5 separate regions of the Homo sapiens genome follow, and all the other regions are linked to region 1. Evidence: chromatin contacts called from ENCODE Hi-C or POLR2A ChIA-PET data. All regions are on one chromosome and are shown on one strand. The core of a region is the stretch at or near the end of the contact, and the rest is flanking DNA. Distances in the headings are between cores, read along the strand shown. Region 1 holds the start of EDRF1-DT (EDRF1 divergent transcript). Region 2 holds the start of FAM204A (family with sequence similarity 204 member A). Region 3 holds the start of CACUL1 (CDK2 associated cullin domain 1). Region 4 holds the start of NANOS1 (nanos C2HC-type zinc finger 1). Region 5 holds the start of BNIP3 (BCL2 interacting protein 3).

What was found. Hi-C counts contacts between places; a loop is a spot of excess contacts on that map. ChIA-PET counts read pairs that join two places held with the same protein, here RNA polymerase II (POLR2A). Pooled maps may share reads with other maps.
Region 2: a map of CD8-positive, alpha-beta T cell shows a loop between it and region 1 (31-fold over the local background). The contact joins the promoter of FAM204A here to the promoter of EDRF1-DT in region 1. A Hi-C loop is called at or near these places in 2 of 168 maps with a recorded cell type or tissue (CD8-positive, alpha-beta T cell and naive thymus-derived CD4-positive, alpha-beta T cell) and 9 of 50 pooled maps.
Region 3: a loop to region 1 is called in a map of naive thymus-derived CD4-positive, alpha-beta T cell, with 12 times the contacts of the local background. The contact joins the promoter of CACUL1 here to the promoter of EDRF1-DT in region 1. A Hi-C loop is called at or near these places in 2 of 168 maps with a recorded cell type or tissue (CD8-positive, alpha-beta T cell and naive thymus-derived CD4-positive, alpha-beta T cell), 1 of 37 single-sample maps with no recorded cell type and 9 of 50 pooled maps.
Region 4: a loop to region 1 is called in a pooled map, with 6 times the contacts of the local background. The contact joins the promoter of NANOS1 here to the promoter of EDRF1-DT in region 1. A Hi-C loop is called at or near these places in 2 of 37 single-sample maps with no recorded cell type and 5 of 50 pooled maps. POLR2A ChIA-PET finds 5 or more read pairs at or near these places in 1 of 52 experiments (activated CD4-positive, alpha-beta T cell).
Region 5: a pooled map shows a loop between it and region 1 (22-fold over the local background). The contact joins the promoter of BNIP3 here to the promoter of EDRF1-DT in region 1. A Hi-C loop is called at or near these places in 6 of 50 pooled maps.

The regions. Positions count from the first base shown.
Region 1 is chr10:125,717,614-125,721,974 of GRCh38, forward strand. It overlaps EDRF1-DT (EDRF1 divergent transcript), which reads right to left and starts at 1,880. Exons shown (of 5, transcript NR_033847.1): 1 at 1,809-1,880. It overlaps EDRF1 (erythroid differentiation regulatory factor 1), which reads left to right and starts at 2,096. Exons shown (of 25, transcript NM_001202438.2): 1 at 2,096-2,302; 2 at 3,591-3,799. The coding sequence starts at 2,195. RefSeq lists enhancers at 1,212-1,321, 1,802-1,881, 1,997-2,979.
Region 2 is chr10:118,340,030-118,344,390 of GRCh38, forward strand. It overlaps FAM204A (family with sequence similarity 204 member A), which reads right to left and starts at 2,295. Exons shown (of 9, transcript NM_022063.3): 1 at 2,241-2,295; 2 at 1,698-1,898. RefSeq lists enhancers at 2,100-2,599, 2,236-2,455.
Region 3 is chr10:118,753,245-118,757,605 of GRCh38, forward strand. CACUL1 (CDK2 associated cullin domain 1) reads right to left here and starts at 1,726. Exons shown (of 9, transcript NM_153810.5): 1 at 1,152-1,726. The coding sequence starts at 1,518. RefSeq lists enhancers at 1,655-1,794, 1,793-2,087.
Region 4 is chr10:119,027,792-119,032,152 of GRCh38, forward strand. NANOS1 (nanos C2HC-type zinc finger 1) reads left to right here and starts at 1,923. Exons shown (of 1, transcript NM_199461.4): 1 at 1,923-4,361. The coding sequence starts at 2,011. The coding sequence ends at 2,889. LINC03036 (long intergenic non-protein coding RNA 3036) reads right to left here and starts at 1,780. Exons shown (of 4, transcript NR_186540.1): 1 at 1,554-1,780. RefSeq lists an enhancer at 1,200-1,700 and silencers at 1,525-1,994, 2,115-2,324, 2,695-2,994.
Region 5 is chr10:131,979,295-131,983,655 of GRCh38, forward strand. BNIP3 (BCL2 interacting protein 3) reads right to left here and starts at 2,629. Exons shown (of 6, transcript NM_004052.4): 1 at 2,467-2,629. The coding sequence starts at 2,512. RefSeq lists an enhancer at 1,808-2,732 and silencers at 2,140-2,369, 2,600-2,899, 2,950-3,139, 3,180-3,299.

The DNA.
Region 1 (4,361 bases), core at 630-3,129:
CATTTTACGGCTCAGAGGTCTGTTTTGTGGACACAGAGACAGAAATGGAGACGTTTTTAAAATTAAGATCATATTGCACATTGGCTTTTTTTTTTTTATACGGAGTCTCGCTCTGCTGCCCAGGCTGGAGTGCAGTGGTGCAATCTCGGCTCACTGCCAGCTCCGTCTCCTGGGTTCACACCATTCTCCCGCCTCAGGCTCCTGAGTAGCTGGGACTACAGGTGCCTGCCACCAAACCTGGCTAATTTTGTTTTTGTATTTTTAGTAGAGACGGGGTTTCACCGTGTTAGCCAGGATGGTCTCGATCTCCTGACCTCGTGATCCACCCGCATCTGCCTCCCAAAGTGCTGGGATTACAGGCGTGAGCCACCGCGCTAGGCTGCATATTGGCTTTTTAAAATTTCACTTATCACTTAACATTATATGATATGCAATTTAAATGTTCTTAAATATTCCTGAAAAACAAGTTTATGGTTGCACAGGGTTTATTTTCTACCAAAACCAAATTTGACTATCCTCCTCCTAGTGTTAGATATTATGTTCAACTTTTCACCATAAAAAACAATGCATAACTTGCAAAAACCAAAAAAGAATTATTGGCTGCAATATTCAAATGAAATGATAAAAATCAAAATCAATACATGTTGAAGTAAATGTCTACAAAATACACTATTATATCAAATTAACTGTTAAATTTAATTCACTATTATTATTTTTTTAAGACAGAGTCTCACTATCGCCCAGGCTGGAGCGCAGTGTTGCCATCTCTGCTCACTGCAACCTCTGCCTCCCAGGTTCAAGCGATTCTCCTGCCTCAGCCTCCCTAGTAGCTGGGATTACAGGCGCCCACCACCACATCTGGCTAATTTTTGTATTTTTAGTAGAGATGGGGTTTCACCCTGTTCGTCAGGCTGGTCTCGATCTCCTGACCTCAGGCAATCTGCCCACCTCGGCCTCCCAAAGTGCAGGGATTAAAGGCGTGAGCCACCGCGCCCGGCCTGTTAAATTTAATTCATAAAATTGTTTTGTTACATTTGAAAGCAATTTGTGAGTTGAATGCTTACTCATCAGGAGCATTCCTGAAAACGGACAGGACAGTGAGTTGTAAGAGCCAAACGTGAATTACAAATTGAGACAGCCAAATTGCAAGAGCCAAGTTAATTTTTAAAAACACTTTCTGTATCTTACGGCACAACAAAACACTTTTACTACAAAACATGTATTGTATAACGGATGTGGCTGCGTTTGACAGTTTGAGATGACACTGAGGAGTGTGAAAGAGAGCCTGGACCTTCAAAGCTTGCAAACGGCCCGGGCTATTTCTCCACCTCTTCGCTACTCAAAGCGCTGGCATCGTTTCCTGGGAACCTGTGAGAAATGCCGAGTCTCGGACCCATCCAGAGCGCCCGAATGGAAACCTAGGCGTTACGAGGCCCCAGGTTCAGCGTCTCACGGGTCCTGCACCACCTGGGACGCCCCGCAAGCAGCGGGCATGCCGGGCCCCCAGAAGACTCCGAAAGCCACCCATTCCCTAAACGGGGAGGGCCTCGTCCGCGCGTCCCAGCGCCCTCCCCGGAAGCCCCGCCGCTCCCACACCCAGGATGGGGCCACATGGGCACTAAAAGGCGGGCAGGAGCGCCCAGTCTCGAGATGGCTGGCTCGCCTTTCCAGTCCGGGCCCTCGGGGTGCCCGTGTGAAAAGATGTGACACTGAAGCCTGGGGAAGAAGTTTGAACCTCTCACTAATTCACGTAACGGGAGCCGCCGGCAGCGCTGACGGCTGCACCTCCCCTCCCACGCGGACACTACCTGCAGGATCGGACGACCCCCAGAACTGTTTGCCAACAAAGACATGCAGGGGGCGGAGCCTGAGCGTCAGATACCGTGAGCGGCGTGCAGAGGGCGGAGCCTAGGAGTCAGATACCGCGAGAAGTAGTCTCCCGAAGAGGTTCGGACAAGCGCAGGCGCACTACAATTCCCGCCCTGGCCGCGAAGGTGGCACCCGCAGCGGGAGGCGGGGCCGGGCCTTCGGGACAAAGATCGCGAGATTTAATGGCGAGTCACAGCTACTTCTTCCTGGCAGAGACCGGAAGTGCGGTCCGCGGAGCGTCTCTGGCGCTTACCCTGCTTTGGGCCTGCGTTGCTGCTGCTGCTCCTCCGCTCCCCCGTCGTATCGCCTGCCCTGGATCGAAGTGATGGGGGATGCCAAGGAGGCCGGAGCCGAGGGTCCGCCGGCCGGGGCCGCCGCTCGAGGAGGGCTCAGCCTCCTGTCCCAGGGAGAATCCGAGGAATCTTCTGCACAGGTGAGTCCTCCGCGGAGGGGGACCTGCCAGGGATGTGGGAGCGGAGGACCCGCTCCACCGGGGAGGGATGCCACGGTTCCCGGCAGATTCTGGAGGCTTCTCCATGTTTCCCTGACACCCCCAAAACAGGGAGTTGAAGTCCATGCTCCAGTCGGCAGGTATTCGTATTAAAAGCAGTTCTGGTAGCCGACAGGTGAATTAGATACGATCTTTCCTCTCAAGGAGGGTACATGTAAATATGTCGTTCCAAAACGTGGCACAGTCGTGCAAAGCAGGAGGGAAGAAACGGTGCCAGGTAGTGACTCGCCGAGAATGAGACCGAACTAATTCACAAAGGGTGTAAAATGTTTGCCATGCAGAAGAGGTACTGCGTGAAAGGTTAGAATATTGAACCCAGACGCCGAACTTGCTTTGGGAGTGTGCAAGTGCAGGCTGTGAGGAACGAACCCCCAATGCCTTTCTATGAAGTTAGAGACTCAAGAGTATTTGAACCATGCATGCATGCATGAACCGATGCATCGATTACTAAATATTTGCATTAAAACAAAAAGCCCAAATGTTCTACCAGACTATTTTATGAATGATGTGTTATTAAAATTAAAATACATCTTTGGCCGGGCGCGGTGGCTCACGCCTGTAATCCTAGCACTTTGGGAGGCCGAGGTGGGTGGATCACCTGAGGTCGGGGAGTTCGAGACCAGCCTGGCCAACATGGCAAAACCCTGTCTCTACTAAAAATACAAAAATTAGCCGGACGTGGTAGTGCACGCCTGTAATTCCAGCTACTAGGGAGGCTGAGGCAGGAGAATGGCGTAAACCCCAGAAGCCGAGGTTGCAGTGAGCCATGATTGCTCCACTGCACCCTAGCCTGGGCGACAAAGCAAGACTGCGTCTCAAAAAAAAAAAAAAAAAGAATTAAAATACATCTTTAATACTGAAAATAGGCTTTACTAAAGTTTGCATCTAGTTAACATGATACCATTGAGTCTCCTTGGTTTCTGCTTCTCCACTTTACATGAATACATTTTAAAAGAGATGTGGGTGGTCCATTTTCTAGCTGATAACCATAACCATCATACTCCTTGACTCATCTTTTTTCTTTGAAGTTGGTGTAAAAGAACTAAGTAAATGTTACCATTTATGCTCAAATTTATTAAGTGCTGTTAGTAACATGTGGCATACGTTCCTTGTGAAGCCTGGTGTGACAGGTTCTTGTTTTCTTTTTATAAAGGTGAGATTTTTCGTTCTTAGTAATTTTCATTAAAGTTTCACCCAATGTGTTAATTAGGGATCAGCTTTATTTCTTGGAGGCAATGAAGTGAAGAGCCGAGCTGTGGTGAAATACTCTTCTGCCCCTCCTCGAACAGCATTTGCACGCCTTGAAGAGAAAACAGACTTGAAACTCCCACCTGCCAACTGGTTACGAGAGAGTGCCAAACTAGGGCCAGCAGGAACTACCATTCTTGGCAACAGCAAGAAAAGCAAGCCATTTTCAAGGTAAATATTAATCAGTGGCATTTTTACCTGCCCCTCCACCCTCACTTAAAACTCTTATTTGCTTTTAAATTCAGTTTGTAATGCCTATTAACTTGTCGAGATTTCTCTTTAGAGAAAGATCACATTTGATTTTCAAAGGCTTTTTATTCTGATAATAGATGATGTTAAAACATGAAGATATACATACAATATCAATTGCATATGCTTCTTTTAAGTCTACGTCATGTTATCAGCAAAGATGAGTTTTGACTGCCAAAGTTCAATCAGCCCTTTCATTTTAGCCAATTTGCATACCTTTTGGATATGTGAATACAAAGGATCAGCTTGGTGCATGAGGAGGAAAACCTTGAACATTCCTTCATCTTTCCTGTGGAGTTTTTCATTAAATGGTGGCAGGTTGATCTGGAAAAGCCAGATTTAAAAACCCAGCATGTTGGGTGACCTACACCTTGACTTTGACACCAGAACTGATGGTGTTCAAAGTTGAGAGAGTAGCCTGAGGTCTTATAGAGAAAAATGTATTAATGTACATACTGTAGGACATTTAATGTGTAGGGTTCTC
Region 2 (4,361 bases), core at 1,045-3,544, 7.4 Mb before region 1:
AATATAGTAACAGGAGTCTCTAAGCTAATTTCAAAAAGCCCAAACTATTTTATTTTTCCCCTCAGTAAGACTGTACCATTCATCATTACAGGAAAAGACCAATTTAGTGAAGCACTATTTTTCACATGTTAATCAGAGGTTCACTGGTAGTTATAGGTCTGATTTTTATCAGAAAAAAACATTCATAAATAAGGTTGAGTAGACACAATCTTTCAAAATAAAGCAGCCAGGGAGAAATCAAATTATAATAAAAACCGTTCTAGATTGTGCACTGGTTACAGGGGGAAAAAGTCTTCAAAGTTGGAAAATGGTTTCTAGTCCTGAGCAACATAATTAGGAGAAAGCCACTGCATTTGTCTGGGCCTCCATTCTTAAGCTATAAAATAAAGGTTTGATCAAATGATCTCTGAGATGTCTTACAGCTCTAAAATGCCTCTTTATGATTTTGATATTATAAGTGCCCTAAATGCCCAGAGTCACCTCACTCCTGGATGTATCACTCCATTCTCTCTAGCACTGCAATCCTGATTAGAGCCCAGTATCCAGTAGATAAGGTTTCTCTCCTCTACCTAGCAACTCAGCCAAGAGGATGTTTTCAGAGAAACTCTGTACACTTCAGGACACTGAGAAGGGGAAGGAACCCTAGTTACAACAGGAAACACTAGAACCAGAAAGGGGAAACAAAGCAAGTCACTGCTGCACATGGCATACAAACAGTGTGGCAGGCCTTGGTTTTCCACTAATCTTCACAACAACCCTTCCACTAGGAATTACTATCTATATCAGCCCCTCCCCTACCCGCCCCGCCCCCAATTTACAGATGGGATAACTGACTTGCCTAATGCATTCTGATCCATTTGTTTTACAAAAATAGCCCCATGGCTTTAGATTATGAATTTTACAGAGCAGAGTTGTAAGCGGGGACAAGGATTTGCGACTGGGGCTGAGAATGATCTTAGCCTATAATTACAGACTTGTTAAATTTGGTTAAGAATTTTTTTCTGTACTTTTTGAGTACAGAAAGCTATGCAAGATGCTATACTAAGTTGCATACATCAAAGTCAAAGTCACAGTCAGAGGTTTGAGTAATAATGTCATATTTTCTGGACAACCAGACAGCTGCTTATAATCAAAACCCAAAAGATATATTTGAGCAGCTCGATGGGTAAATGTTTTCCATCTCTATTCCAGAATTTAAATTCCATTTTCATCGTATAAGGCTGTCTTATTTCCTATATTTTGTATTTGATTAGAAATAATTCCAGAAGCCTGAACTTCGTCTGATCTAAAATTAATTTCACTTGTATACTAATTATAAGCCACAATTATTTAACAATCTGAAGATTGTAATTTACATCATAATCAGAGTCTGTGACTTAAAAATAGTTACTATTTTCAAGCATGTTAACATCAACATTAACGTAAATATCCTATTTACTTTTATGAAATGAATGTGTTCCTTTTCTCAAAAAAGGTACAGAAAGGACAACTGAATTACAGGCCTGAGAGCGAATCCAGAAAAACTACTTATTTAGCAAGATTTTGCATGTATTCAACTGTTTTAATTAAAGAGAGTGTTCGTTTACTTGAGGCCTGGAAAACATTTTCCCAGACCCAAGATCCTGCATGGAAAGACAATAAACCAAGTTAACAGTTCAAGGCTCATTTTAAGTCGATTCCGCTGTGAGAATACTTACAGGGTCCAAGATTGCAAGAGGATGGGTCTAGAAAGGTACACCGTTCCTGCTTGGCTGCACAACCCGGAATTCTGCAGGCTTTCTGGCGGCAATGCCACACTCCAATCCCAAAAGAGAGAGAAGCCCCTCCCGGGCACAGAACTAAGCGCTGCACATTCCGGCGAAGGATGTCTAGCCTGCTGGCAGTCCCATTAACTGGAGCTGTTTTCCGGAATACAGCAACTGTAAACGTGAGCCTGTTTTCCCTATCGACAGCCTCCTCAATCCCCTCTCACTTTGACCTGGGTGGGACGGAGAACCCCCTCCACATAACAGGCTGGGGAGGCCGCTGCGACGCCCCTTTCGAGGAAGGCTGAGGGCGGCCCCGCCGTCGCTTCCGCGGCCCCGGGCCGGGGGCTTTTCTAGCCTGCTCCGGGAGGCTCGGCCGAGGAGCTATGAGGCCGCCCATGCCGCCTCCCTCGGCTGCCCACAAGAGGCCCTCCCAGACTCATCATGCCGGAGCCCGAACCGGCGGGTAACCAACCCTCCATAAGCCGTACTCACCTGTCAGGAAGTGGTCGCCCAGCAGCCATCTTAGGACCCCGTCAACATCGCGCCTTCTCATTGGCTCCTGCGTCTCAACCAATGGGCTGGGGCCGTTCTGGCCCTAGGGTCGCCTTAGCAACCGGCCTCCTGGGGCTTCCCTTTTTAGTCCGCCCGAAGGAGGTGGTTCCTTTCTTTCTTTTTTTTCTCTCTTTTATCTTGCCGTTTTCTCTTTCTTCTGAACATTTTTAAAGACTTTGTTCTTTCTTCATTCCCTGCTGTAGGCCAATGCGTCTGGGCAAGGAAAGGGCTGACATAGACCTTGAACTGAGAGTTGATGCCACCAGGAGGGAGAATCTTGCAGAGTGCTTTCTTTCTAGGCCCCTCTGCAAACGTCTTCATTCATTCATCCTTTCCCCTCACTCTCTTCCTTTTTTTTAATTTTTTTTCTTTCTTCACCTATTTATTGGGCGCCTACTTTGTACCAGGCATCGTGCTAATCTCTGGTTAGCAGAAAACATGCTGACTCTTGCTCTCTTGGCGCCTACCGTCTGGTGATGGGGTCCAAGGTGCTTCACTGACTGGACCAAAAGTTTACCGAACTTCTTTTTTTCTTATTTGTGGCAGGCACTGTGTTATGCCCAGAAGGGGGTGCTTGGGGAACATAGAAAATAAGGGGAAAAAAAAGAGAGAGAAAAGCACTGCGAAGAGGATAAAATACCCTATGGATAGGGATGGGAATAGGGCTATTTTAGAAATATTTGCATTTTCCGAAATACTGTTTTATAATAAGAATAACATTAAGTGTACCTATTTGCTAATTTTGTGATGATTATATAAGAAAAGCCTGGGCAACAGAACCAGACCCTATTTCAAAAAAAGAAAAGAAAAGAAAATACAGTAGGCTTCCCTCATCTGTGGCTTCTCTTAGCCTGATTTCAGTTACCTGGGGTCAACCAAGGTCCAAACACATTAAGTAAAAAATTCCAGAAATAAGCAATTCAAATGTTTCATTGCAAGCCCATTCTGGATATCCTGATGAAATCTGCAGTGTGAATCATCGCTTTGTCCATGCATGCTGTTAGGCTACCAGGTTCTTAGTCACTTAGTAGCCATCTTGGTTATCAGATTGAAAAACTATATGTGGGGTTCGCCATTATTCCAGGATTCAGGCATCTACCGGGGAGTCTTGGAAGGTATTCCCTGCGGATAAGGGAGGCTACTGTACACATAAAGACTTTAACATGTTACCTAGCCCACGCTAATTTTCAATCTCAGCTGTTTTTTGCTGTTAACATTACCAATAATGTCTTTCTTCAAAGCAAGCTAAATGTGTATAAAATTTTGCATTGCACTCAGTAATATATCTCAATTTCACATCAACAGATGGTTAAGCCTATTAACTATCCACTAAACCACCTCACCTCCAACATCTTCCAGAAGATGCGCCAAGTTTAGAGAGCAGTTTTCTATAACCCCAGAATCATAGTAAAACCTGAATCAGCAAGTTTGGATCGCCGAGGTCCCTCTTCCTGTTCACATTCTCTGATTCTAGAGTAGAAGCAAGGCTGAATGAGTTAAGGATCTGTGTAAAACTATTTTGGCCAAATCTGTTCAGCTTCTCAGTAGGATTTTCCTTGAATCCAAATCTTTAAAAAGTTAAACAGGTAACAAGAAGGTGTGCCTGAGAGTGCTGTTGTAACTGCATTAGGCTTCTTAATTGCTCTTCATCTGGGGATAGCAAAATACTACAGACAAGGTAGCTTAGGCAACAGGAATTTATTTCTCACAGTTCTAGATGCTGGGAAGTCCAAGATCAAGATGCCAGCAAAGTAGGTTTTTTTTTTTTTTTTTTTTGAGGCCTCTTCTCTTGCGTGGTAGGCAGCCACCCTTGCCCTGTCGTGCTCCCATCACCTTTTCTTTATATGCACAGTTTGGGGAGCTCTCCAGTGTCTCTTCTCTGTACTTAAAAGGACACTAATCCTGTTGGATCAGGGTTCTACCCTTCTGACCTTATTTAACCTTAATTACTGCCTTAGAGGCCACATCTCCAAACACAGCCACACTGTGGGTTATGGCTTTAAGATAGGAATTTTAGGGGTGCACAAACATTCAGCTCATAACAATTGCTGATGGTGGAAA
Region 3 (4,361 bases), core at 476-2,975, 7.0 Mb before region 1:
GTACATATCAATGTCTTTGACTAAGGCAGTATCTTGGGGCAAATAAAATTACGCGCTGTTCCCACACACAGTGTGTAAGATTCCGACTATCTGCATCAAGGCAAATATTTTCTCTGCACAGCTAACTGGACAAGTACAGCTTCATAAAATTAGTAGCTAGAAATGAACTCTCCAGTTGCTTTACCAGATGCCACTCAAAACTTGCAGTTAATAATAGGAGAGAAAAACCTGGCTGTGATGGTCACAATCATTTTCAACATCCTATCACCACCACCACCGCCACGCACACATACACACAAACCAAAGTAAAAGCACATTCTTTTCCTAGCTATGGAAGCATACATATATCCTGGTCAGAGGCAGTTTCGGATTACAAAACAGATTTTGGTCTTAAATCTTAATGCGTGCAATTGAGCGTTAAGACAGACTACTAACATAAAGTTCAACATGCAACCCAATCTTGGGTTTGGACACAAGACATAACCCATCCTGAAAGGCTTATTCTTATGAGTGTAAGCTCTGAAAAGTGATTTTATGCATTATTAGCTTCAAGACGATGTCGGAGCTGCCACTGCATCGGAAAGCAACTCATTATTTCCCTAGCAGGATGCAAAAGTGTAACACAGTAGAGAAGGAACAAGGTGTAGATATAGGTCAACTTTCAAATTCCTTACTTGTTTAACACAGCCTGGCCAAAAACACAAGAACACAAGTTGCCAGATTTCTTTTCTCTCTCTGGCTGCAGAAGACTGAAGGCCTTTCCCTAACGAGACTCAGGCAGCCTTATTTTCCCCTCACTTTGAGGGTGAAACTTCAAGAGAAGACGGGTGCGAAAAGAGCTTCCCAATGTTGAGAGACTGCCAGTTGTGATAGGGATCGCACTGACCGAACTTGGGGCTCCGTGTGTACCAGGCTGCCTCTCTAGGCCAGGTAATACAAGAAGCCAGGGCCGCTCAGGCGCTGGCCGCAGACACCAAATGAGGGGGAGGGGACGGTGAGGGGGAAGGAGGCAGGGAGGCGAAGGCGGACGGGGAGAAGAGGAAAGACCGAGGCCTGAAACAAAGGAAGCGGAGCTTTCTCCAAGAGGGGGTGGATTCGGCGTCCGAGTGAGGTGGAGAAAAGCCAAGGCTGCAGGGAAAGGCTGGACTCACAGAACTTGGAGGTGGAGGTGTTGATGTTGATGGTGGAGCTGGCGGTGGGGGCGGGGGCCGCCTTGGCCACGGCGGCGGCCGCGTCGCAGCTCTTCAACATCATGATCACCCCATTAGCCTCCGGCGGTGGCTGCGGCCCCATCGGGAGCCCCTCCTTGGGGCCTTTCCTGTCCACGGAGACCGCGGGCACCGCCAGCAGCTGCCCCCCCGGAGGCTCTCGGGCAGGGGCCGGGATCGACGAGGGGGGCGGCGGAGGTGGCAGGGGCTGCCGGAAGCCGTCCACCGCAGCCTCCCAGTTGTTGTGGTTCTGGTCGTCCATCATCGCCTCGTAGCTGCCCCCCTCCTCCTCTTCCATGCTTTCCTCCATCCTGCTGGCCCCCGGCACCCGCCCGCCTCACAGGCACCTGCCGCCTGTCTCAACCCCGGGCCAGCGGGCACCGCTGCCTCCCCGAGTTACATCGCCGGCGGCAGGAATGGGCGCAGCGGAGAGGGCTGCGGTGCGCAGGGTCTCTCGCTCTCCGCGGGGCCGACTAGCTTGAAGACGCGGCTGACGGCGGTGGGCGCTCCGGGGCTCTAGTCTGGGAGAGGCAGCCGTAAAGCAGCGGCGCTCCTCACGACGTTTTACAGCGGCTTCCAACAGGCAGTTGGAAAGGGCAGCTGGGGGCGCGGCCAGGAGGGCACGTGGTGCGAGGGACTGGCCGCGAGAAAGCGGAGCCAAAAGGGGCGGGAGCTGTGAGTCACTCCCACGCAACAGGGCAGAGGTTCGCCCCGCCTCGGCTGGCAGGGAGCTAACAGGGGAGGCGCGACGGGTCGGGACGGGCATTCGCCGGCCCCGCCCCCTGCCCGGCCTCACGTGACAAAGGTGTGTCTTGCGCACGCGCGTTCGCAATCTGGTTACCATGACGACGAGGCCCTCGCCGGTTCCTGAGGACGCGCGCGGAGCAGTCTTGGCAGTAGCTGTGGACTGGCCAGAGTGATTGGAGGTGTTTTCCTCGCGTCCTCCAAGTCTACGGGGCCTTCGCACCTCTGAGTGCCTGAGAGCCCCGGCTTTTGCTTGGGACGGAGGTACGGGACCACAAGAGGCCCCGGGGTCGCAGGTTATAAACGGATGAGACCGCCCTGGGCGGCCCGTGGTCCGACTGCTCTTGGGTCGGTCCCCAGCCGTCGCGACACACACGCACAAAATCGAGAATAAAAACCGAATCACACATAGCAGGATGGCGCAAAAAAGAAATGCGTTTGAGTTACTCATGTGTTTTTAAAATTCCTTTACGTTTGTATGCACTAAGGCCAGCAACCCAACTTTTAAAAATGCCGGCTCAGGCCGGGCGCGGTGGCTTACTCCTGTAATCCCAGCACTTTGGGAGGCTGAGGCGGGCGGATCACGAGGTCAGGAAATCGACACTATTCTGGCTAACACGGGAAACCCCGTTTCTACTAAAAATACAAAAAAGTTAGCCGGGCGTGGTGGCACGTGCCTGTTGTCCCAGCTAGCTGCTCGGGAGGCTGAGGCAGAATTGCTTGAACCCGGGAGGCAGAGGTTGCAGTGAGCCGAAATCGCGCCACTGCACTCCAGCCTGGGCAACAGAGCGAGACTCCATCTCAAAAAAAAAAAAAAAATGCGAGCTGGGCGCAGTGGCTCACGCCTGTAATTCAACCACTTGAGGAGACAGAGATGGGAGGCCCGCTTGTGCCCAGGAATTCGAGACCAGCCAGACCAGCATAACAAGACCACGCCTCTAAAAACAAAATTAGCCTGGCATGGTGGCGTGTGCCTGTGGTCCCAGCTACTCTGGAGGCTTAGGTGGATCACTTGAGCCCTGGAGGTCAAGGCTGCAGTGAGCCGAGATCGCGCAACTGCACTCCAGCCTGGGTGACAGAGTGAGACTGTCTCCAAAAAAAAAAAGAGAATTAAGTGGTATGCTGAAGGGGAAAACATAAAACCTTAGAATTACATGTGTGGCAAAAAGAGAGGCAGAAGGAAGGCAAATTCTGTTTCAAACAACTAATGGTTTATCATCAACAGACTCTAGGTAGATGGCTGGGTGAGTGCGATGGGATAAAGAAGGGTCTTTACATTTAAAAAAAAAGTCCAATATACAGGGAAGATAGAGTCAAAAAAGTGTCTCTAACATACTGTGTCATAAAGCAAGTCTTTACATATCTAAGGATTTATATCATAGCGACTATATGGCCACAAAATATATGAAGCGAAAATGAACAGAAGTATAAGAAGACAAAGAAATCTACCATCAGAGTAGGTGATTTTTCACTCCCTCTCTAATTGCAGTGAGTTGAATACAGCCTCCCACAAGATATGTCCATATCCTAATTCCTAGAACTTGCGAGTATGACCTTATTTGGAAAAACGGCGTTTGCAGATGTAATTAAAGTTCTTGAGATGAGAAGATCATCCTGGATTATCCAGGTGGGCCATCAATCCAATGATAGGTGTCTTTATAAAAGAGAGGTAGAAGAGAAGAGAAGGTAATGTAACCACAGAAGCAGAGATTGGAGTGATGGCATTCCCAAGTCAAGGAATGCTGACAGCACCCAAAGCTGGAAGAGACAAATTTTCCTCTTGAGCCTCTGGAGGGATTGTGACCCTGCCAACATGTAGATTTCAGACTTCTAGATGCCAGAACTGAGAATTCATGTCGGTTTTTTTAAGCCACCTATTGTGATAATTTGTTAAGCAACTGATTACAGGAAACTAATACATAGACCGAGGGGACCAAAAAAATCTTTAAGGTACTGGAAGAGTTGAGTAACACAATTACCAAGCTTAATCTAATATATATGTGTAGAATATTGCCTTAATGACCATAGAATACACACTCCTATCAAGAATATGCTAAACATTTACAAAAATTGAACATACTGTGTCATAAAGCAAGTCTCCACATATCTAAGGATTTATATCATAGTAACCACATTTTCTGGTCACTATATAGGTAAGTTAAAAATCAATAACCAAAAGGTAACTGGCAAGCCCCATATTTCCACTATTCCAATTAACTCATGGGTCATAAAATCATAATAGAAATTAGAAAACATTTAGAACTGATGGGCTTGGTACTAATCATAGCAATGTAACTTCCATCCTCTTGAGGGCCCTGCTCCAAGGGTTTTTACCCAGCACACTGATGAATACTGAACCTTTTGTGTGTGTGTTGTCAAAATGATCAATATAACAGCCATTTTTGCTGT
Region 4 (4,361 bases), core at 673-3,172, 6.7 Mb before region 1:
TCTAAACCTGCTGGGCACAGCCAAGACCTGTGAGTGTGGCCTCAGGCCTAGTGAGGGCTCATTGTTTCCACAGCCACTGCATGGTCCAGAGTGAGGAAGGAAAGCCCCATCTGCCCCATGAAGCCCACCCTGCCAGGGCCCACCTGCCAGGGGAGGCATTTTCCTGATCCCAGTTCTAGGTTTCATCCTAGAAGAGCCCTCAGTATCTAAAGCCTTTCCTACTTTCAATTTTTAAAAAAGTTGGGAAGTGTAAGACCACCTGCCATCTTCCTAATCAAAACTCATCTTCTGGCTCTTATTCTCCATGGCTTTTACACAACATGTTTTATTCATTTCAAAGTATTTAATTATAATGTTGAGGCCAGGTGTGGTGGCTCATGTCTGTAATCCCAGCACTTTGGGAGGCCAAGGCAGGAAGATCGCTTGAGGCCAGGTGTTCAAGACCAGCCTAGGCAACATAGTGAGACCCTGTCTCAAGAAAAAAAAAAAAGAAAAAAGAAAAATCAAGAAGAAAAAAGAAAGAGTGAGAAAGAAAGAAAGAGGCCAGACGCGGTGGCTCACGCCTGTAACACCAACACTTTGGGAGGCCAAGGCAGGCGGATCGCGAGGTCTGGAGTTCAAGACAAGCCTGGCCAACATAGTGAAACCCCGTCTCTACTAAAATACAAAAAATTAGCCCGGCATGGTGGCGGGCATCTGTAATCCCAGCTGCTTGGAAGGCTGAGGCAGGAGAATTGCTTGAACCCGGGATGCGGAAAGAAAAGAAAAAAAAAGAAAGAAAAGGAAGGAGGGAAAGAAGGAAGGAAGGAAGGAAGGAAAGAAGGAAGGAAAGAAGGAAGGAAGGAAGGAAGGAAGGAAGGAAGGAAGGAAGGAAGGAAGGAAGGAAGGAAGACAAAATATAACATTGAATACACGTTGTTTTTCAAACTGCACATACAACCCACATTTTGACTCAGGCCTCTGGGGCGAGGGGGTACACACACACACACACATCCCAGTCACTGTCCTAGGCTCTCCAGCCATGAGATTTTCCGGCCCAGCCCCAACCCCGACCTAAGTAACCGGCTATCGGCCACCCATTGGCTGAAGTCCCTGAGCACCTGTTGGGAGGAAGGCTGCTGCGTGCAGCCGGAAAGTCCTGCGTCCCTCCGCTCTTACCGCGGCAGGAACCACAGCCTCCCCGAACCTCAGGGTTTGTATGGATTTCGCCCAGGGGAAAGCGCTCCAACGCGCGGTGCAAACGGAAGCCACTGGCTGGTTGGGCGGCTGTGATGGGAGAGCTGCATCCTTCCAACGCGTCCAGCTTTTCATGCTGATGTTGGTGAGAAGGGGGTGGATAGCGGGGATTCTCAGGATTAGGGCCTAGGGCCATTAAAGGCTGGGAGGTGGGGGCGTAAACCTGTGGCCACCCTGACCCCTGTCCTCGGGGGGCCTCACCACCAGGCCGAGGAGACCCAGGCCTGGTCACCTGCTCCAAGCCCAGGCCCGGCGCTCGAATGCGGGCCCCAGCGGCCCTCCCTTCCCGGCCCTTCTCTCCCCTACTTTCTCCTCACCTCCCAGCTGCGCGGAGAACACGCCCCCTCCCCGTGTTCCCACCAATCAGCGTCCGGAGCGGCGCCCGAGGCGCCGGGGGGCTCTGGTCTGCAGCCAATGAGCGCCACGGCTCGAGGCGGCGCCTCGCCCGCCCCCTCCCGGAATGAAGGCCGCCCGACAGCTGGCGAGGCTGGCGCAGCGCGCGGGGCGCGGGAGCCGCGCGGGCTGGAGCGGAGCGCGCACACAGCCAGCCCGCCTCCGCTCCGCCTCCGTCCGGGGCGCGGGCGAGGTGGCCGGGGCGGGGGAACGCAGGGGGCAGGGCCGCGGCGGCGAGGCCGGGGGGCGGGGAGGAGTGGGCCCGATAAAAGGCGGCGCGGCGGCCCCACCCCGCGGCAGGCCGGCGGGCAGGCTCGGCGTGTCCCTTCCGTCCGGCCCGCGCCGGCGGCGGGGAGGCGGCGCGCGGCCCGCAGCCCGCCCATGGAGGCTTTCCCCTGGGCGCCCCGCTCGCCCCGCCGCGGCCGCGCCCCCCCGCCCATGGCGCTCGTGCCCAGCGCCCGCTACGTGAGCGCCCCGGGCCCGGCGCACCCGCAGCCCTTCAGCTCCTGGAACGACTACCTGGGGCTCGCCACGCTCATCACCAAAGCGGTGGACGGCGAGCCGCGCTTCGGCTGCGCCCGCGGTGGGAACGGCGGCGGCGGCTCCCCGCCCTCCTCCTCCTCGTCGTCCTGCTGCTCCCCCCACACGGGGGCCGGGCCTGGGGCGCTGGGGCCGGCGCTGGGGCCGCCCGACTACGACGAGGACGACGACGACGACAGCGACGAGCCGGGGTCCCGGGGCCGCTACCTGGGGAGCGCGCTGGAATTGCGCGCGCTGGAGCTGTGCGCGGGCCCCGCCGAGGCCGGGCTGCTGGAGGAGCGCTTCGCCGAGCTGAGCCCGTTCGCGGGTCGTGCCGCCGCCGTGCTGCTGGGCTGCGCGCCCGCCGCCGCCGCCGCCGCCACCACCACCAGCGAGGCGACGCCGCGCGAGGAGCGGGCCCCGGCGTGGGCGGCCGAGCCCCGGCTGCACGCGGCCTCCGGGGCGGCGGCCGCCCGGCTGCTGAAGCCCGAGCTGCAGGTGTGCGTGTTCTGCCGGAACAACAAGGAGGCGATGGCGCTCTACACCACCCATATCCTCAAGGGCCCCGACGGGCGAGTGCTGTGTCCCGTGCTGCGCCGCTACACGTGTCCCCTGTGCGGCGCCAGCGGCGACAACGCGCACACCATCAAGTACTGCCCGCTCTCCAAAGTGCCGCCGCCGCCCGCCCGCCCGCCGCCCCGCAGCGCCAGGGACGGCCCGCCTGGCAAGAAGCTGCGCTGAAGGCCCGGGCTCCCGGCCGCCCAGGGTCGCCGCCGCCCCTCGCACCGCTAGGTCTGCGCACCATCTCGCCCCCGCCGTGGGGAGGCGTGCGGCTCAGCGGTCGGCTCGACATGGGACGTCGTCCTGGTGGTTTTTGAAAAGCAGCCGACCGTGTGGAGTACTTCCGTGCTGAACGATTGGGACTAGACGCTGAAATCCCCATTTGTCTTCAGTTTCTAGTTTGCACATCCAGAACGGCGAAGGCTGGGTGTGTATTCCACTAACTGAAATATGGCAACTTAGAGGCGCTGTTTATTTACTGTATACGTCGACCTATTTTAGATGCGCATCAGTATGAAATTGTCTCAATCTTGGATGTTTCATTTTATGAATGGAGGCACTTTACTAGGTCTAGAATATTTTTTTAAAAGCCTCTGAACTGAGCTTAAAACTGGCGATTTTATGAAATGTCGGCAAAATGACTATTTTATTGTTTGAAGCGAGTTAATATTCTCAGTTGTCTTTAAAAATCAGTTACTCTAATTCCAGGTGAAGCAAGCCGCTGGTAGCATCACCCTTATGAGAAGTGAAGGTTTTGTAAACTTTCCAGTATTAATTTGGGCGGGTATTCCCCGCTTGTGGCTTGTTTCTGTCCTAGCTGGAGGTGTAAAATGCACAATGTGTAGCAGGTAGAATACAGCTCCTTATCGTTCTATGTACCAGGTATTTTATTACTGAACTAGCAACTAGCCTTTTCCACCTTTAAAAGTTGTGCCAAGTCATAATCATATTGTGTATAACTTGGAAATGGTGCTGTTTAAAAAAATTGTGTATTTATACAGTAACAGTATGAATTCATTAATCTCACCTGTAACTTTCCTACTTGGCATTTTCTCTACACACTCACCCTCTTCCAGTTCTTTAAAAACGTTTATGATATTAAGATCAAAGGGAGGAAGGGAAGACAGCAGTATTAATTCACCCTAGATTACTCAATTTCAGGGTTCCTAGTGGAGGAAAGCCCATTCCAGCTGTTGCCTGTCAAACAAATAGAAGATGGATCTCTAGCTCTGAGCTATTCGTGTATTAACTCGTATTCAAGAAGGTTCCACCGTGGGCTGCGTCTGACTTTAATACAGGCAGTGCTCAAACTAGAATAAGCACTAATTAAAGGAATTGTTGGGGGTCCTTCATGTGTTCCCACTCCTACTGGAAGACCCATGTCGGTTTCCGGAACCCCACCAGTTTACCCATAAGCAAGACTAAACCTGATCCTTGGGCAAAAGTTCCTAACCCCTACTTTACCCTCCCACCCTCACTTTTAAATCCACCATACTGAATGCCACACTATGGAATGCAGCTACCTGCCAAGCAAGGCAATAGAAGGCAAAAAATGGAAGTGAATTAAGATGAACTCATCTGAAATACACAAATGCATTACTATCTGAAGATACCAGCAAGAGTTTAGTCTACGTGTATAAGGCTCCCAGTAG
Region 5 (4,361 bases), core at 1,379-3,878, 6.3 Mb after region 1:
CCACTCCAAAATAAGTAGAAAACATCTTTTCCCCTCATACAACTTTGCCCATGGTGAGTTGCCTCTGACAAGAGAGAGAACCATCTGCCAGTTGCAGACACAGCAGTGGGTGAAGAGGTGAGGGCTTGGATTATTAAACACGGCCCTCCAGAGTAAATGGGCATGCACTTTACTGAACTGATGCCCTCCTGGTGAAGACAGTGGGTCCTTCAAGGAAGTGATGCCCCCGCCACCGTGACACGGTCTCGTCACAGAATCCTACCTCTCCTGCATGTTAGCAGTGACATGTCTAGGAGAAAAGGGCCAAGTTCATGGCTACAGTGAGCTATAATGATTGTGCTACTGCACTCCAGCCTGGGGGAGTAAGACTGGGCTTGTAAAAAAAAGGAAAAGGACAAATACGAGCATCCTGCGAGTCAACAACTTTAGCTAGAATGATCAAGAGATAGAAAGGAACAGAATCAGCCCATTTTGCCATTAACTCTTTAGGAAAAGCAGTTGGCCCCAGAGGGTACACTCAGAGGAGAGAGTGCTTGCTGCTTCCATCCGTGGGTCTGGCTGCAAGGCTCCCATTGTTCTCTGTTCCGAGGTCAACAAGGGGCAGTGAAATCGGACAGGCAGAGGTGAGCGCTGCCTGAGCCACCGCTCCGTCCCGGATTTGCAGGCAGCTGGAGCCCGCGGGACCGGCCAACCCCGCCCACGCCGAGCCCACAGTGGCCCCGTCCTGCCGCGCGGACACTCAGGGCGGCCCAAGGAATCGCCTACATGGGATCCACCCCGCGGGTAACTATCTTTTTATAGAATAAACAAAACAGAAAAACAAAAATCTCGTAACTCCGGCGCTGGCCGCCTTGCACTGCCAATGACTCAGCAGCCTGTGTAAGTTACATATTGGAGAGAGGACCGAGCCCCCCGGAGCCCCCTCCACCTCCCAGCGCCCAGATCCCAGCCGGACAGTGAAACGCACAATGTCAGGAGTAACGCGGCTTCACAACCGGAAAATGGGTGATTTTATGGCAAAGAGTTTATAAAAACATCCCTTGGACTTTATTTTATGACAAAAGATAGGAAAACACCTCTTAATCTATTTCAAAATAGTAATTAGCCAATGTTTAAATTTCAAGAGGAAAAATCCGAATTACAGGATTTTAAAGAATATGGTTTTAGGCCAGGCGCGCCTGGTGGCTCAGGCCTATAATCCCAGCACTTTGGGAGGCCGAGGCGGGAGGATCGCTTGAGCCCAGTTCAGACCAGCCTGGGCAACACAGTGAGACCCCGTCTCTTAAAAAAAAAAAAAGGTAAAAAAAAAAAGCTTGTAGTGTTCATATGTATATATATATATTATTCAATATATTACGGTAACTAAGTCCTGCCTAGTAAAATCTTTTTTTTTGTAATAAAATTAGCAACTCACTAAATTTATGTGAATATATGGTTTTAAAAACTCTCAATGAAGATTAAAAGTTCACTGTCAGAGGTTTCAGCAGTCCTTTCCCAAGCTTATTTACATGCTAATTTTGCTTAGTAAACTCTGGCTTCAAAGAACACAAAGGTCAGCTGCCACCAGGTCCCTCCTCCGAGGCTTTGGCCCTAGGGACCCTGGGAAGGCGGCTTCAGTGCCCGCTTCCCTGAGCAAAGGCTCGTCTGGACTCTGACGCGGACCCACCGGGTGGGGTGGGTCTCCACGCCACCCGGCTGTGCGTGGGGCAAGTCCTGCACCCCGGGCCTGCGTTTCCCGCTGCGTGAACGGATGGTCTTGCGAATCTAGCCAAGGGCACACAGCGAGCCTCTACTCGGGCATTAGGCAGGCTGTAACGACTGAGTGCTGCACGGGCAGCGTCCTTTTGCTTGTGTTTTCTTAACCCGTAAGTCATTTAAAGCTTTGTTTTGGAACGACCCTCTAGTGAAATTGGAACATGCCCATTTAATGCCATATTTTAAAAACGCTGTAACCCCCTCCCATCTCCGCGTTCACCCTTGAGGAAATCCTAACAGTCACCATGGATATAAACATTAATAACAAAATTAAAGCTCATAACAGGCCACTTGCCACGCCTTGGTGTTTGGTCATTAAAACCAATACTGGTCTGAACTACAGACCGCGGAGGGCAACGTGGACTTTGAGGCTGTTCGGTCCAACTGCGAGACGCAGATTCACCTCCAGGTGGAATTCTAGCTCGCGCGGAGCTGGAGAATCGGGGCTTTCCCGTGCGGTCCGACCCGGGTCCAAGCCAACCCCCGCCCGAGTGGCGAGGCCGCGAACCCCGGGCAGTACGCGGGGTCCCCACGCCCCGGGCTCCGCATGCCCGCAGGAGGGGTGGGTACGGAAGGGGAGGATGGCGCAGCCTCGCCCGGCCCGCGATGCCCCCTAGGCCTCCCCGGCAACCTCCCCTTGGCGCCCTCTTGGCCTTCCCCAGGCTTCCCCCCCGCGCCCCCTCGGCTCCCGCGCCGCCTCCTCCGCCTCACCCTGCAGGCTCTCCTCCTGCATCCCGGGCGCTCCGTTCTGCGACATGGCGCCAGAGGGCAACTGCGGCGATCGGAGTCCGCGCCGGGCTGCGGGATGTGCTTCAGCTGCGGGCGGTGGGAAAGCGGAGGTCGGAGCGCCGCGGCCCAGCTGCGCTCCCGGACTGAGCGGAGCCCCGCAGCCCGGCCGGAGGAACTCACAGGGCAGGGCGGGGCCGGGCGGATCTGCGGCCGCGTCGCCCATTGGCCGCGACTTGGGGCCTGCGCGTGCGCAGGGGCGTGGGGTGCGTGTGGCACGTGCGGCGCGTGCGCGGGGCGGGTCCTGCGGTGGGCGAGGGGCAGAGGCCTGCGGTGCGCGGGACGCGGGCGGGGAGAGGGGCGGGGCGAGGGGCGCGCAGGCGCGAGGGCGGCAGCGACCGCCTGAGGTGAGCCGGCCCGGGCTGGACGCCGCGGGCCGCGTGACGAGTGGGCTGCGCGGTCGCCGCCGCGGCGGGCGGTGGGCCGGGTTCTCCTTTGAAGGGGCGGTGGGACCGGCGGACTCTCTGGGCACTGGCTACCACGGAGACGCCGCTACGCTTCGGGGCGGGGCCCGTCTTTCCATCCTGCTAGTGGGGAAACTGAGGCGCGGGGCTGGCGGCGTCCGTGCGGGGGGCGTGAGGACGTGCAGGGAAGCGGCCGCTGCGGCTCCGAGACGGCCCGTGGGGTCGGGACCTGCGCCCGGGGCGGGAGCTGCGAGCGGTGGGCCGGAGCTGAGCGTCTCGGGACGGGACCGCGTCCCCGGGTCTTTGCCCGCCCCGCCGGGGCGCCCCTGCGTGAACAGCGGGGCCCGTTGTGTCCGGGGCGTCCGCCCGCAGGAAGAAGCGGAGGCTCGAGCAGAGTCGAAAGAGTCTGCCCGAGGGAGGCGCGGACCCCAGGGGCCCGGGAGAGGCGCGCCGTCCGCCTCTGCGGCAAGGGGCCTCCGGGGTGCAAACGCGGTGTGGGGCGGGCGTCCCCGGGGTGGGACGCCCCGTCCACGGGGCGGAGTGGCGCTTGGTCGGGCCGGGTGGGTGCCCGGCTTCCGTGGGAGCCAGCCTGGCGTGGGGGCCTCGCAGCCTCGGGACTGGGAGGCACTTTTCAGAGGAAAGTCGCTTTCTCATTTCCCGCTTTTGATCAAAAGTCTTTCTTCTTGAAAGCATTGTTGATCCAAATCCAAGTGTCAAGGTGCGCCCCAGAAACGCTGCTTCCCAGACAGTCGTGTCTGGTCTTGCGGGAAAGGAGGAGGCGTCCCGCCAAGGAACCAGGCGCTCAGAAGCTGAACCGGGGTCACAGAGCCGCGAAGCCAGACCTCAGTCGCTGCGTGCATTTCATCCCTGCTCTTGCCTGTTGAATCGTCTCTAGTCTTTGGAGTGCCATGATTTTAGTTTTCTCAGGAGTAACAAACATCCAGAGGCCAGTGTGGGGCGCATGTCTTTCATCTCAGCACTTTGGGAGGCCGAGGCAGGAGGATCGCTGGAGCCCAGGAGTTGGAGACCAGTCTGGGCAATATGGCGAAACGCTTTCTCTCCCCTAAAAAAATACAAAAAACTTAGCTGGGTATGGTGGCACCTGCTGTGGGAGGATTCCTTGAGCCCAGGAGGTAGGGGCTACAGTGAGCCATGATCAGGCCACTACCCTCCAGCCTGGGCAACAGTGTGAGACCCTGTCTCAAAAAAAAAAAAAAAAAAACCGCCAGAGATACATAGCATAGCATTAATAATTTCGATAGTAGAACTGTAGTGCTGGCCAGGCAGTGGTTCTTGTGTGTAATCCCAGCATTTGGGGAGCCCAAGGCAGGAGGGTCACTTGAGCCTGATAGTTCAAGACCAACCTGGCAACACAGAAAGACTCCATCTCTATTAAAACAAAAATGTTACCAAGTA